3 separate regions of the Homo sapiens genome follow, and all the other regions are linked to region 2. A link is a contact called in ENCODE Hi-C or POLR2A ChIA-PET data. All regions are on one chromosome and are shown on one strand. The core of a region is the stretch at or near the end of the contact, and the rest is flanking DNA. Distances in the headings are between cores, read along the strand shown. Region 1 holds the start of HROB (homologous recombination factor with OB-fold). Region 2 holds the start of RPL27 (ribosomal protein L27). Region 3 holds the start of UBTF (upstream binding transcription factor).

Region 1 (3,686 bases), core at 144-2,643, 1.1 Mb after region 2:
GGCTCACGTTTATAATCCCAGCACTTCGGGAGGCCAATGCGGGTGGATCACGAGGTCAGGTGTTCAAGACCAGCCTGGGCAACATAGTGAAACCCTGTCTCTACTAAAAATACAAAAAGTTAGCTGGGCGTGGCTGGGCGCAGTGGTTCACGTCTGTAATCCCAGCACTTTGGGAGGCAGAGGCGGGCAGATTACCTGAGGTCAGGAGTTCGAGACCATCCTGGCCAACATGGTGAAACCCTGTCTCTACTAAAAATACAAAAAATTAGCTGGGCGTGGCTGGGCGCAGTGGCTCACGTCTGTAATCCCAGCACTTTGGGAGGCAGAGGCGGGCAGATTACCTGAGGTCAGGAGTTCGAGACCAGCCTGGCCAACATGGTGAAACCCTGTCTCTACTAAAAATACAAAAATTAGCCAGGCATGATGGCACATGCCTGTTATCCCAGCTACTCGGGAGGCTGAGGCAGGAGAATTGCTTGAGCCTAGGAGGAAGAGGTTGCAGTGAGCCGAGATCATGCCACTGCACTGCAGCCTGTCCTGCAGAGCGAGACTGTCTCAAAAAAAAAAAAAAAAAAAAAAAATTAGCCGGGCGTGGTGGCGGGCACTTGTAATCCCAGCTACTTGGTAGGCTGAAGCAGGAGAATCGCTTGAACCTGAGAGGCAGAGGTTGCAGTGAGCCAAGATCGTGCCACTGCACTCCAGCCTGGGCAACAATGTGAGACTCCGTGTCAAAAAAAAAAAAAGTTAACTGGGTTTGGTGGTGTGTGCCTGTGATCCCAGCTACTCAGGAGGCTGAGGTGGGAGGACTGCTTGGGCCCAAGAGGTGGAGGATGCAGTGAGCCATGACTGTGCCGCTGCACTCCGGGCTGGGTAAGGGAGTAAAGTAAGTCTCAAAACAAAAACAAACTCATTTTCTGAGTGTCTTCAATGTGCCACATGCTGGTTCACAAAGGTGAAAAGCCACAGTCTTGCTCTGAAGCAGTATTAAGTCAAGCAGGGAGGCCGGGCGCCATGGCTTACGCCTGTAATCCCAGCTACTTCGAAGGCTGAGGCAGGAGAATCGCTTGAACCCGGGAGGCGGAGGTTGCAGTGAGCCGAGATCGCGCCACTGCACTCCAGCCTGGGCGACAGAGCGAGATTCGGTTTAAAAAAGAAAAAAAAAAAAGAACGGAAAAGAAAGGGGCGGGGGCAGGATTAGGCATCGTGGGGCCAAGATGCTTGATCTCACCTGAACCAGTGCTGAACCAGCCGACTGGGAAGAGGAGCCGCTTGGGGGCGACCGAGAGCCCATCCGTTTCCCCTTTAAGACCAGAGCGGAAGACTACAGTGAGAAGGCCCTTTGTGTCGGCGGGAAAGAAATATGCCTGCCCCTTTAAGAAGGCGGAGACGCCCCAGTGGCGGCGTCTTCGAATGCGGCCTAAGGCGCCTGCCGCCAGTCTCCTGGCGACTTTCCCTATATCGCAGAGACTCATCCCTCTGACCCCAGCCCGGAAGCACTGTCCCTCGGAGTCCGAGACTTCCACCTGGGTCGTGTCCAAGGCCCCGGCGACTCCCCGGACTCGGGGTGCCGGGCCAACCTCCCCGCCGAGGCCCACCCGCCGTCGCTATGGTAATGCCGCGCCCAGCTTGGGGGCTGGCGGGCCGCAGGGCCCCCTGGCCTCCGGAACTGCTCATGGGGTTCCAGCCCCTCGCCCGCGCAAGTTGCAGGACCGGGGTCTGGGTGGGGGTTCGGCGGAGTCGGGAGACCTGGGCTGTCGTCAGGGCTTGTCATGGACGCGCCGGAGACCCTGAGAAAGCATTCTCCTCCCCCGGGCCTCAGTTTCCCTCCTGTTGCCTTCCTACCCTCCTGGGAAACCCCCCTTTCCAGTGCGCTCAGACGTCACTACCGCTTGGGTCCATCCCTTTCCCCTCCCCGCCCCACACTTTCTACTTTTTTTTTTTTTTTTTTTGGACGAAGTCTCGTTCTGTCGCCCAGGCTGGAGTGCAGTGGCGTGATCTCTGCTCACTGCAACCGTCGTCTCCCGCCCACCCCTTTCACTCTGACCCTTAGAGTCTTGGGAACTGTATCGCCAGCTGTAGCTCCTGCGGCTCTGGCATCTGGGGTTAGGCACCACCTCTGATCTGGGTTTGACACTCATCAGGAACTGGCTACAGCAGCCCTGCTGGCTAGAAAGAAGGAACCGTGGACTGGGGCATCCTACTCTCCTGGGACCCTAGTTTTTGGGCCTTGGATTAGGTAGGGAAACTACTGGCTTCATTTGCAGAAACAATGCCACTGTGCAGACATGTTTGGATTTATGGTAGTTTCTCTTATGTTTGACATAAGATTGGTCAGGCGAAACCTTTGGGATATTGCAAAATCCTTAGGCCCAAGCCAGGGGCCGTGGCTGACACCTGTTTTTGTTTGTTTGTTTTTTTGAGACAGAGTCTCACTCTGTGGCCCAGGCTGAAGTGCAGTGGTGCGATCTCCGCTCACTGCAACCTCCACTTCCCAGGTTCAAGCAATTCTCCTGCCTTAGACTCCCAACAAGCTGGGATTACAGGCGGGCACCACCACCCCAGCTAACTTATTTCTATTTTTAGTAGAGACGAGGTTTCACTTTGTTGGCCAGGCTGTTCTTGAACTCCTGGCCTCAGGTGGTCCACCCGCCTTGGCGTCACAAAGTGCTGGGATTACAGGAGTGAGCCACCATGCCCAGCCTGTGGCTGACACCTATAATCCCAGCACTTTGGAGGCCACAGTGGGAGGATCACTTGAGCCCAGGAGTTCAAGACTGGCCTGGGCAATGTAGTGAGGCCCCGTATCTATAAAAATTTAAAAATTAGCCTGGGCGCAGTGGCTCACGCCTGTAATCCCAGCACTTTGGGAGGCTGAGGTGGGCAGATCACAAGGTCAGGAGTTCAAGACCAGCCTGGCTAACATGGTGAAACCCTGTCTCAACTAAAAATACAAAAAAAAATAGCCAGGCATTGTGGCTTGGCCTGTAATCCCAGCTACTTGGGAGGCTAAGGCAGGAGAATTGCTTGAACCTGGAAGGTGGAGGTTGCAGTGAGCCAAAATCGTGCCGCTGGACTTCAGCCTGGGCAACAGAGCAAGACTCCGTCTCAGGAAGAAAAAAAAAAAAAGAAAATTAGCTGAGCACGGTGGTGCACACCTGTAGTCCCAGTTACTCAGGAGGTTGAGGTGGGAGGGTCACTTGAGCCTAGGAGATTGAGGCTGCAGTGAGCTATGATCTTGCCACTGCACTCCAGTCTGGGCAATAGGGCAAGACCCTGTCTCAAAACAAAAGACAAAAACAAAATGTTTACGCCCATGTGCACAGTCCTGGAGAACTGCCCTTGCTCCCCTAGGCAGCCTTCCCTTTGCCCCCTTTCTTCCCTTCCAGGATTAGTGCAGATGGTTCTGAGTGGATTATGTTACAAGAAAGTTTTTTAATCTTTCTTTCCTTTTTTTTTTTTAAGACAGAGTCTTGCTCTGTCGCCCAGGCTGGAGTTCAGTGGTGCAATCTTGGCTCACTGCAACCTCTACCTCCCGGGTTCAAGCAATTCTCCTGCCTTAGCCTTCCAAGTAGCTGAGATCACAGGCATGCTCCACTAGGCCCGGCTAATTTTTTTTTTTTTAAAGACAGAGTCTTGCCCTGTCGCCCAGGCTGGTGTGCAGTGGTGCGATCTCGGCTCACTGCAAC
Region 2 (3,677 bases), core at 148-2,647:
GCTACTCAGGAGGCTGAGGTGGGGGGATCACGAGCCCAGGAGGTTGAGGCTACAGTGAGCCATGATTGTGCTACACACCATTCAGCCTGGGTGACAGAGCGAGACCCTGTCTCAAAAAACAAAACAAAAGCCATTGCAATGGGATCCTGAGGGATACAGGGAAAATTGTATCACTGGAGAGCTTCAGGAGAGAACTGATGAAATCCTGGTTGTTCCACATCTTGCCCAAGACAAATCCTATAGGTTCAGATAAGCAAAAACTGTGAGATAGTTTATCTTTCCCTTAAACTCGGAAAGCACATAAGGTACCATGTGAAAACACTCTTCTGGTGAGTGATGGGAAATAATTCAGTTTGAGAGCCAACTAGACCTAGATTCAGACCTAGATTTGAATCCCATCTATGCCACTGATTAGGATTAACCTCAGACAAGCAATTTATCCTCTCTGAATTGCAATTTCCTCATGTCTAAATGGGAGGAGAATGCCCAAGATGCAGAGTTGTGAGGATTAAACAGGCTGCCGGCTTGTATAAAGTGCTCACATCTTGCCTGGGAGAGAATCGCTGCTCAGGATGGTGACATGGTAAACAGTATGGGTTCAGGAGTTGAACTGCTTGAGGCTGAGCCCCAGCTCCACTATTTAACCACTATAGACTTCGGGCAAATCTCTCTAAGCCAGTTTCCTCGACTCTAGAATGGAGATAATAGTATCTATTTCTTAGTGTTATGATGACCAAATCAGATGATGTGCATAAATAGATTAACCTGACCTGGCACAGGGTAAGCAGCTGCCATTCTTCTCCTCTACCTCCCTCATGCTTATTCTAGTTGGTAATGTCAGTGACACCACTAGACTTTAACTGTTGGGGGTAAATATCCTTTTTGTTTGTTTTTTTAAAACCAAATTTAGCAGTGGGGGGTTGTATACCAACTTTAGTGACCCTAACGTTGATAAGTTCTGATAACCCACTACTATCGGACCAGCCACCCTTACTGATCTTTGTCCCTCCCTCTTTAGCTAACAGTGCCCCCGACAGGCACCAATAAATGCCCTATTTTTTTCCCTGTGTCTCCCAAGAGAAAAAGTAAATTTCAGATTGTGTTCCCCCTCCTAGCGCCAGAGAAAGGAACTACAACAAAGCCTAGCTGCTGAGTCCAGAGCGCACAGCACAGTCGCCCTCCCAGCTCTTCCGTCGGCCGGGAGGAGTCTCCTTTGCTCTTGTCTACTGCTGGAGCTGCTAATAAAGTTTCATTCGAATACTTGAGCTGCCGCGCCCTGCGTTTCCCTCATGAGCTTCTTCCGCCCGCAACACGAGACTCAGCACCACACAATCAGCGTGGCAAAGCCTGAAGGGCGGGACAGGAAGTGAGGTCACTCCTCACCGGGGTGAAAGGTTAGCGGAAGTGTCCTTCTTTCCTTTTTGCTGGTAGGGCCGGGTGGTTGCTGCCGGTAAGTAGAAGCTTGGGTTGAATCTTTCAATCCGCTGCCATCCGCGGCTTGGGGGTCGAAGGTCCGGGCGGCGCCGGGTGCATTCCTTCCCTAGGTCTCTGGCGGCTACGTATCCGATCCTGTCCTGCGAGCAGGGCCCTCGGGCGGCCTTGACCAAGGCGACAGTGAACACAGTCTGAAGTTCCGGCCCAAGACCTGGGCTTGCTGGCAGGAGTCAGCTCTGGGCATCTTTGGCTTTACGGATTTTTAAGTGGCCCTTTCTCCTTGCTCTCTGCAGAAATGGGCAAGTTCATGAAACCTGGGAAGGTGGTGCTTGTCCTGGCTGGACGCTACTCCGGACGCAAAGCTGTCATCGTGAAGGTATCAGCCTCGCGGGACTCTGCGTCCTTGCATGCCGGGACCAGGCTGGCTGCGGCGGGGCGGGCAGGCTTGGAATTCAAGGCCTGTTTCTGGGGCAGTAGCCAGTGAGCACGGTCAGGGTGAACGTGGGAGAGTTTTTGAGAGAGGAAGAAGCACAGTAAAAGCAAATGTGAGCTGAATTGGGCTCCCAACGCATAAAGCCTTCTCCACCAGAGGCTTTAAATATATAGTAATAGTGGCTGACATTGCACGCTTGCTATGTGCTCCCACTGCCTTTCAGGTATTGTCATGTGCAGTCCTTGAAGTAATCATAGGGGATTCCTTTTCTTTTCTTTTCTTTTTTTTTTTTTTGAGACGGGATCTCTGTCCAGGCTAAGTGCAGTGGCGTGATCACTGCAGCCTCGACCTCCCGGGCTCAAGCGAGTCTCCCATCTCAGCCTCTCGAGTGGCTGGGACTACAGGTGCGTGCCACCATCCCCAGCTATAGGGGGTTCCTTCCTGTTGCTAAGGTTTGGAGGTGTTCTGTTATTTACCTGAAGTGCTGCAGCTGGGAATCTGTAAGAAGAGGAGGAAATTGCTTTTAGAAAGGTCACATAGCCCCTCACTGTTTTCCTCTTATCCATGATTTTGTAGCTTCTTGAGAGAGTTCCCTAGGCTCTGGCCACATACACCACTGCGTTTTGTTGTTGTGGGGACACTGGAGTACCCCTGGATTCCCCTCTCCCATCTCCTGAGACTGATCTCTGGAGTTAGGCTGTGGTGTCTTAACCTTGGCTGTACACTTCACTAGCAGTGGAGCAAGTGAATAGATACCAAGTCCTGTGAGCAGTGCTTGGCATATAGCAAGTACTTCTTAAATGTTAACTGTTGCTACTTTTAAATCTCTTACCTCTAGTAAGCCGTTCCAGATGCTTCCTGATGGAGATAAACACTGTTCTGTTTCTCTTTGGTCATTTCTCATAGCTTTCTGTGATTTTTCTCTTTATAATGGTGGATCTTGGAGACCTGAGGGTGGAAATATTTTTTGGACACTGCACTACCTCTAACACAGGGCCTAAATAGGCCCTCAGTGAATAACAAATGTAATTCTTACTCATTTAGAACATTGATGATGGCACCTCAGATCGCCCCTACAGCCATGCTCTGGTGGCTGGAATTGACCGCTACCCCCGCAAAGTGACAGCTGCCATGGGCAAGAAGAAGATCGCCAAGAGATCAAAGATAAAATCTTTTGTGAAAGTGTATAACTACAATCACCTAATGCCCACAAGGTGAGCATTTCAAGAACTAGAATTTAAATTTCTTCTCCCTGCTCTGTTGAATAATGAGACAGACCTTGCAGCCATTCCAACACCAGGAAGGGATATCATTTCCAAAATGTTCATCTTCAACTCATAAAGTGGCTATGGTTTCCAGTTTTGCCTTTGATCCATCTTTTAAGTGTTGGGTAAAGATTGTTTTCCATCCACAGTAAACACAGGCATGGGGTCTGATCTGCCCTCTTCCACTGTTCCACCCTCAAGGATAAATACAATAGGTTTCAAAAAGTCTGTGAGTGCGTGAAAGCAAGTCTTCCCCAATTAATTTTACTCACCTGTTGGGCCCTTTAGTCTGGGGACATACACTGTCTTAGTACAGTGTTTTGTTTTGTTTTGTTTTTTTTTGAGACGGAGTCGCCCAGGTTGGAGTGCAGTGGCGGGATCTCACACCATTCTTCTGCCTCAGCCTCCCGAGTAGCTGGGAGTACAGGCACCTGCCACCACACCTGGCTAATTTTTTTTTTTTTGTATTTTTAGTAGAGACGGGGTTTCACCATGTTAGCCAGGATGGTCTCGATCTCCTGACCTCGTGATCTGCCCACCTCAGC
Region 3 (3,659 bases), core at 614-3,113, 1.2 Mb after region 2:
AAGCCTGAGAAGCCTTCCCCAACCCCTTCCTGACCCTTCCTCTACACTCATCCTTCCTCCCATTCCAGGACACTGGGCTGGGACACACTTCAGGCTGAATGGGAACCCCAGAAGGCAGGCCTCCTCTAACACAGAGGGTGAGGGACAGGGAGAGAGGGGAGGTGAGCCACTCCAGGCCAAATAATTTGGATTCAGCCAAACCCCAAGTGTGGGAGATGCTTGATTCATAAATACTCAAGGCACTTTCTCCCCCAGTTCAGTGTATGCAGACTGAAAAAGCCCTTGAAGAAGGGAGTGAGCCCCGCAGCCACGAGGGAAAGAGGGTTTAAGTTTCAGAGGGCCGGGGGTGGATGCCCCTACCTTGGCCTTTGGGGGCGGCCATTTCCAGGTCTGTGGGGCAGTCGGCTTCTCCGTTCATCCTCCAGCTGTCCAGCCACCTCCTCGGTCGTGCTGGCCGGGCAACCCGGGGTCAAAGCCACCTCACCCTTTGGAAGACATACCAGTTCCCACTCAGGAAGGCTGAGAGGTGAACGACTAACGACTTTCTAACCGCCCAGAGTAGAAGGGGGCAGGTCCACACTCTGAGAGACTCAGCCATGACCTTATTAGACTTAAGGGGTCTATGGGAATGGGAGTGCGCCCCTCCTCTTCCTCGTGACCCCCTCCCCCAGCCCCTGCAGCCCGGCTCCGCGGCGCGCGCCCTCCCCTGGCCACGCGAGGGCCTGCTCCTAGCTCCCGCGTGCAGCGAGCGCCCGCCCTCCGCCCCGCTTCCCAACCCCAGCCAAAAAAAAAAAAAAAGAAAAAATCTCCTCCTCCTCGGAGCGCCCGCCCCGGGGAGGCCCCAGGCTGGAGGGCGGGGGAAGAGGAAGGGCGGGTAAAGGGCGCGCGCGGCCACGGAAGCGGGCACGCGCCCCAGTCTCCTCCTCCCGCCTCCCCCCGGCCGGTTCCCCCCGCCTCCGCAACCCGGCGGGGACCCGGACGCAGCGCAGCCGCCGCCAGCCCCGGAGCGGAGCGGCCGCACCGCCCCCGGGGACCGGATCCGGATTCCCGCCGCTCCCCCCTCCCGGGCTCCCTTCGCCGTCCCCGCCCGCACAGGCGGGCAAGCAGCCGGAGAGAAGCGGCCTAGCCTGCCCCCCGCCCCCGAGCCACCCACCCCGGCCAGAGGCGCCGCCACCGCCCAGCCACCCCGACGCGCACGGAGGAGCCCGGCACAGAGGCGCGACCGCGGCGGGAACCGCCGCCTCCTCCCCCGAGCCTGCGGCCCAGCCCCGCCGGCGCCCCCGCCCCGGCCTCCGGGGAGCCGAGCCAAGGAGAGGGCGGGAGGACGGCGGCCGGGAGGCGGGGGCGCAGCGCTCACCGGCCCCGCCGCCCCCTCCGGCGGCCGGGGAGAACTGCGCCTGCCGGCTCCGAGAAGCGCGGGCTCCTCCGCCAGCGGCCGGGGCTCGGCTCAGGCCTCGCTTCCTGCCTTCCCCTCCCCCGGCTCTCGGCGTCCTCCCAAGTGCCCTGGTCTGCTCGCGCCCGGTCGCCTGCTCGGTGGTCGCTTCGGGTCCCCGCTGGGCGCCCACCGCACCCCGCGGTTCGCTCCCGCCGTCCGGCCCCGACCCCAGCGCGCGTCCTCAGCCGCCTCGGTTACCCGGCGCAGCGCGGCCTCCGGGCTTCCCGCTCCAGCGGCTCCCTCCCTGGCTCTGAGTGGCGGCGCCCTCCCCCGCTCGGCCGGGCACAGCCGCAGCTCCCTCCCGCGGCGGCAGCGGCTCCTCCTCCGGGCGAGGCGGCGGCGCTGGGGCGGCGGCTGCTGCTGCTGTGGCGGCGGCGGCGGCGGCGGCGGCTGTGGCTGCTGCCTGCTGCTCCTCGCGGCGAAAAGCACAAAGCACAGCGCCCTCCGCCTGCAGGCAGCCCGCCCGCCGCCGGCCCCGGCCTCAGCTCGCACACCCCCCGCCGCCGCCGCAGCCTCAGCCGCCGGAGCGGGGAGGAGGAGGGAGAAGGGAGGAGGAGGAGCGGGAGGGGGGGCGGGAGAAGCGGGGCAGCGAGCGCGTCCTTCCCCGTAGAGCGCACACCGACCCCCGGGGAGCGAGCGCCAGCCCGCCCGCCTCGCCGGCTCCGCTCCCTCCCACAGCCTGCCCGGGCGGGCTCCGCGGGGGGCAGCTGGGAGGAGGGGCGGGAGCTGGGGGGACCCGGGCGGCCGAGGCGGAGGGAAGGAAGGAGGGGAGGGGGGTGGTGGTGGTGGTGCTGGCGGCGGCGGCGGCTGCTGCTGCTGCTGCTGCCGCCGCCGGGGAAGGGGGGGGGGGCCGGGGCAGGGAGACACGCAGCCGCCCGGATGGCGGCGGGGCTCGGAGCCTAGGCGGGCGGGCGGGCGCCGAGAGCGACCTCGCCAGACCCGCGGGGGAACTAGCAGGCTTCGCCGGCGAGGGAGGGCCGAGGTGCGGCCGCGGAGAGGGTGCCCGGAGGTGCCCCCGGCGTCCGGGGAGGCTCGGGGGGCGCCCACAGCCCTGCTCCGGAGCTCTCCCCCAAGTTCTCCCAGCTCAGACTAGGGCTTCCAGGCCAGCTCTCTCCCGCCTCCCGGAGCGAGCGGTCCGCGCCCACCCTCATCCCCCGGAGCGTGGCCGCTGGTTTGGGGCGCACGCACGCCGATCGCGGCGTCCAGCTTCGGTGCCTACCTCGCGGTCCTCTCCTTGCCGAACGGCACATACGAAACTTAAAAAAAAACCCGAAAACTAAAACCTCTGCATTAAAAAAAAAAAATCCCCGTTGCTCTTTACACCCCGGAAACGGCAAGGGAACGACGGGCTCCGGCGGAGGGGCCGCTGTGGGAGCCGGTTCAATCCAGCCCGGCATGGTTCTCCAGGCCTGCCCGGGCGCATGAAGATCGGCGCCGCCGCCACTCGTAGCAACCCCTCTCCCCCGAAATCCGCGGCTCCCGGGCTCACTTACCGAGCGTGTGGATGGGAGCGCAGGCCGGGGGCACCTGGGAGCACGGCGGGCCGAACAGTCGAGCCGCAGCTCCGCTGCAGCCGACGCCGGGGCAGCGAGTCGCCAGACAAAGCCCGAGATGGCGAAGCGGAGCGACGGCTAATGGCGAGCCCCACGCGCCGCGCTCCGCCCGCCCCGCTCCGCCCGCCCGCCCGCCCGCCTCGGCGCAGCGCAGCGCCGCTCCGAGCGCTTGCCCGTCAGAGCCGCCTCGGCGCCGCCGCCTCCCGGGCCACCCCGGCCTCGCCTGGCCCCTCCGCCTCCTCCGGGCGGCTCAGCCTCACCCCTTCCCTCCCACTGCTCTAGGGGTTGCACAAAAAAAATTTTTTTTTTTTAAAGAAAAATGGTTTTCGTCTTTTTTTTTTCTTTTTGCAGGGCGGGCATGTTGAGACTTTTGGATATTTCTGCCCCCAGCTCGCACTCACCTGCGGAGCCGCCGGGAGGGCTAGGGGTGGGGGCGCGCGGGGCTGGAGCCGGCGAGCGCGGGTTGAAAGCCAGCCAAGCTCTGCAGCGCCCGACCCGGGCGTGTACGCCGCCGCCAGTCCCCGCAGAGAAATCGTCCTCCTACCCCGCCTCCATCGCTCTGCGTTTCTCTTCCAATCAGCCGGTCGCTTGGTGGCTCCTCCATTCTCCGGCCAAGCCCAGCTGCCTAGAGCGAGCTCCACTCCTCCATCTGTTCGCCGGGGTCCTCGCTC

What was found. Hi-C counts contacts between places; a loop is a spot of excess contacts on that map. ChIA-PET counts read pairs that join two places held with the same protein, here RNA polymerase II (POLR2A). Pooled maps may share reads with other maps.
Region 1: a loop to region 2 is called in a pooled map, with 2.1 times the contacts of the local background. The contact joins the promoter of HROB here to the promoter of RPL27 in region 2. A Hi-C loop is called at or near these places in 1 of 50 pooled maps. POLR2A ChIA-PET finds 5 or more read pairs at or near these places in 2 of 52 experiments (A549 and B cell).
Region 3: a loop to region 2 is called in a pooled map, with 5 times the contacts of the local background. The contact joins the promoter of UBTF here to the promoter of RPL27 in region 2. A Hi-C loop is called at or near these places in 2 of 50 pooled maps. POLR2A ChIA-PET finds 5 or more read pairs at or near these places in 3 of 52 experiments (GM10248, PC-3 and activated CD4-positive, alpha-beta T cell).

What each region holds. Positions count from the first base shown.
Region 1 is chr17:44,140,537-44,144,222 of GRCh38, forward strand. HROB (homologous recombination factor with OB-fold) reads left to right here and starts at 1,394. Exons shown (of 10, transcript NM_001171251.3): 1 at 1,394-1,609. The coding sequence starts at 1,607. RefSeq lists an enhancer at 1,149-1,318 and silencers at 1,619-1,678, 1,925-2,219.
Region 2 is chr17:42,997,022-43,000,698 of GRCh38, forward strand. It overlaps RPL27 (ribosomal protein L27), which reads left to right and starts at 1,398. Exons shown (of 5, transcript NM_000988.5): 1 at 1,398-1,450; 2 at 1,728-1,810; 3 at 2,912-3,081. The coding sequence starts at 1,730. It overlaps LOC124904006 (a long non-coding RNA gene), which reads right to left and starts at 2,912. Exons shown (of 2, transcript XR_007065759.1): 1 at 2,700-2,912; 2 at 1-2,365. RefSeq lists enhancers at 955-2,154, 1,120-1,429, 1,440-1,679, 1,750-1,859.
Region 3 is chr17:44,217,812-44,221,470 of GRCh38, forward strand. It overlaps UBTF (upstream binding transcription factor), which reads right to left and starts at 1,864. Exons shown (of 21, transcript NM_014233.4): 1 at 1,634-1,864; 2 at 361-485. The coding sequence starts at 418. The region is part of intron 1 of ATXN7L3-AS1 (ATXN7L3 antisense RNA 1); the gene reads left to right. RefSeq lists silencers at 591-760, 811-1,830, 1,590-1,754, 1,881-2,570, 3,081-3,300.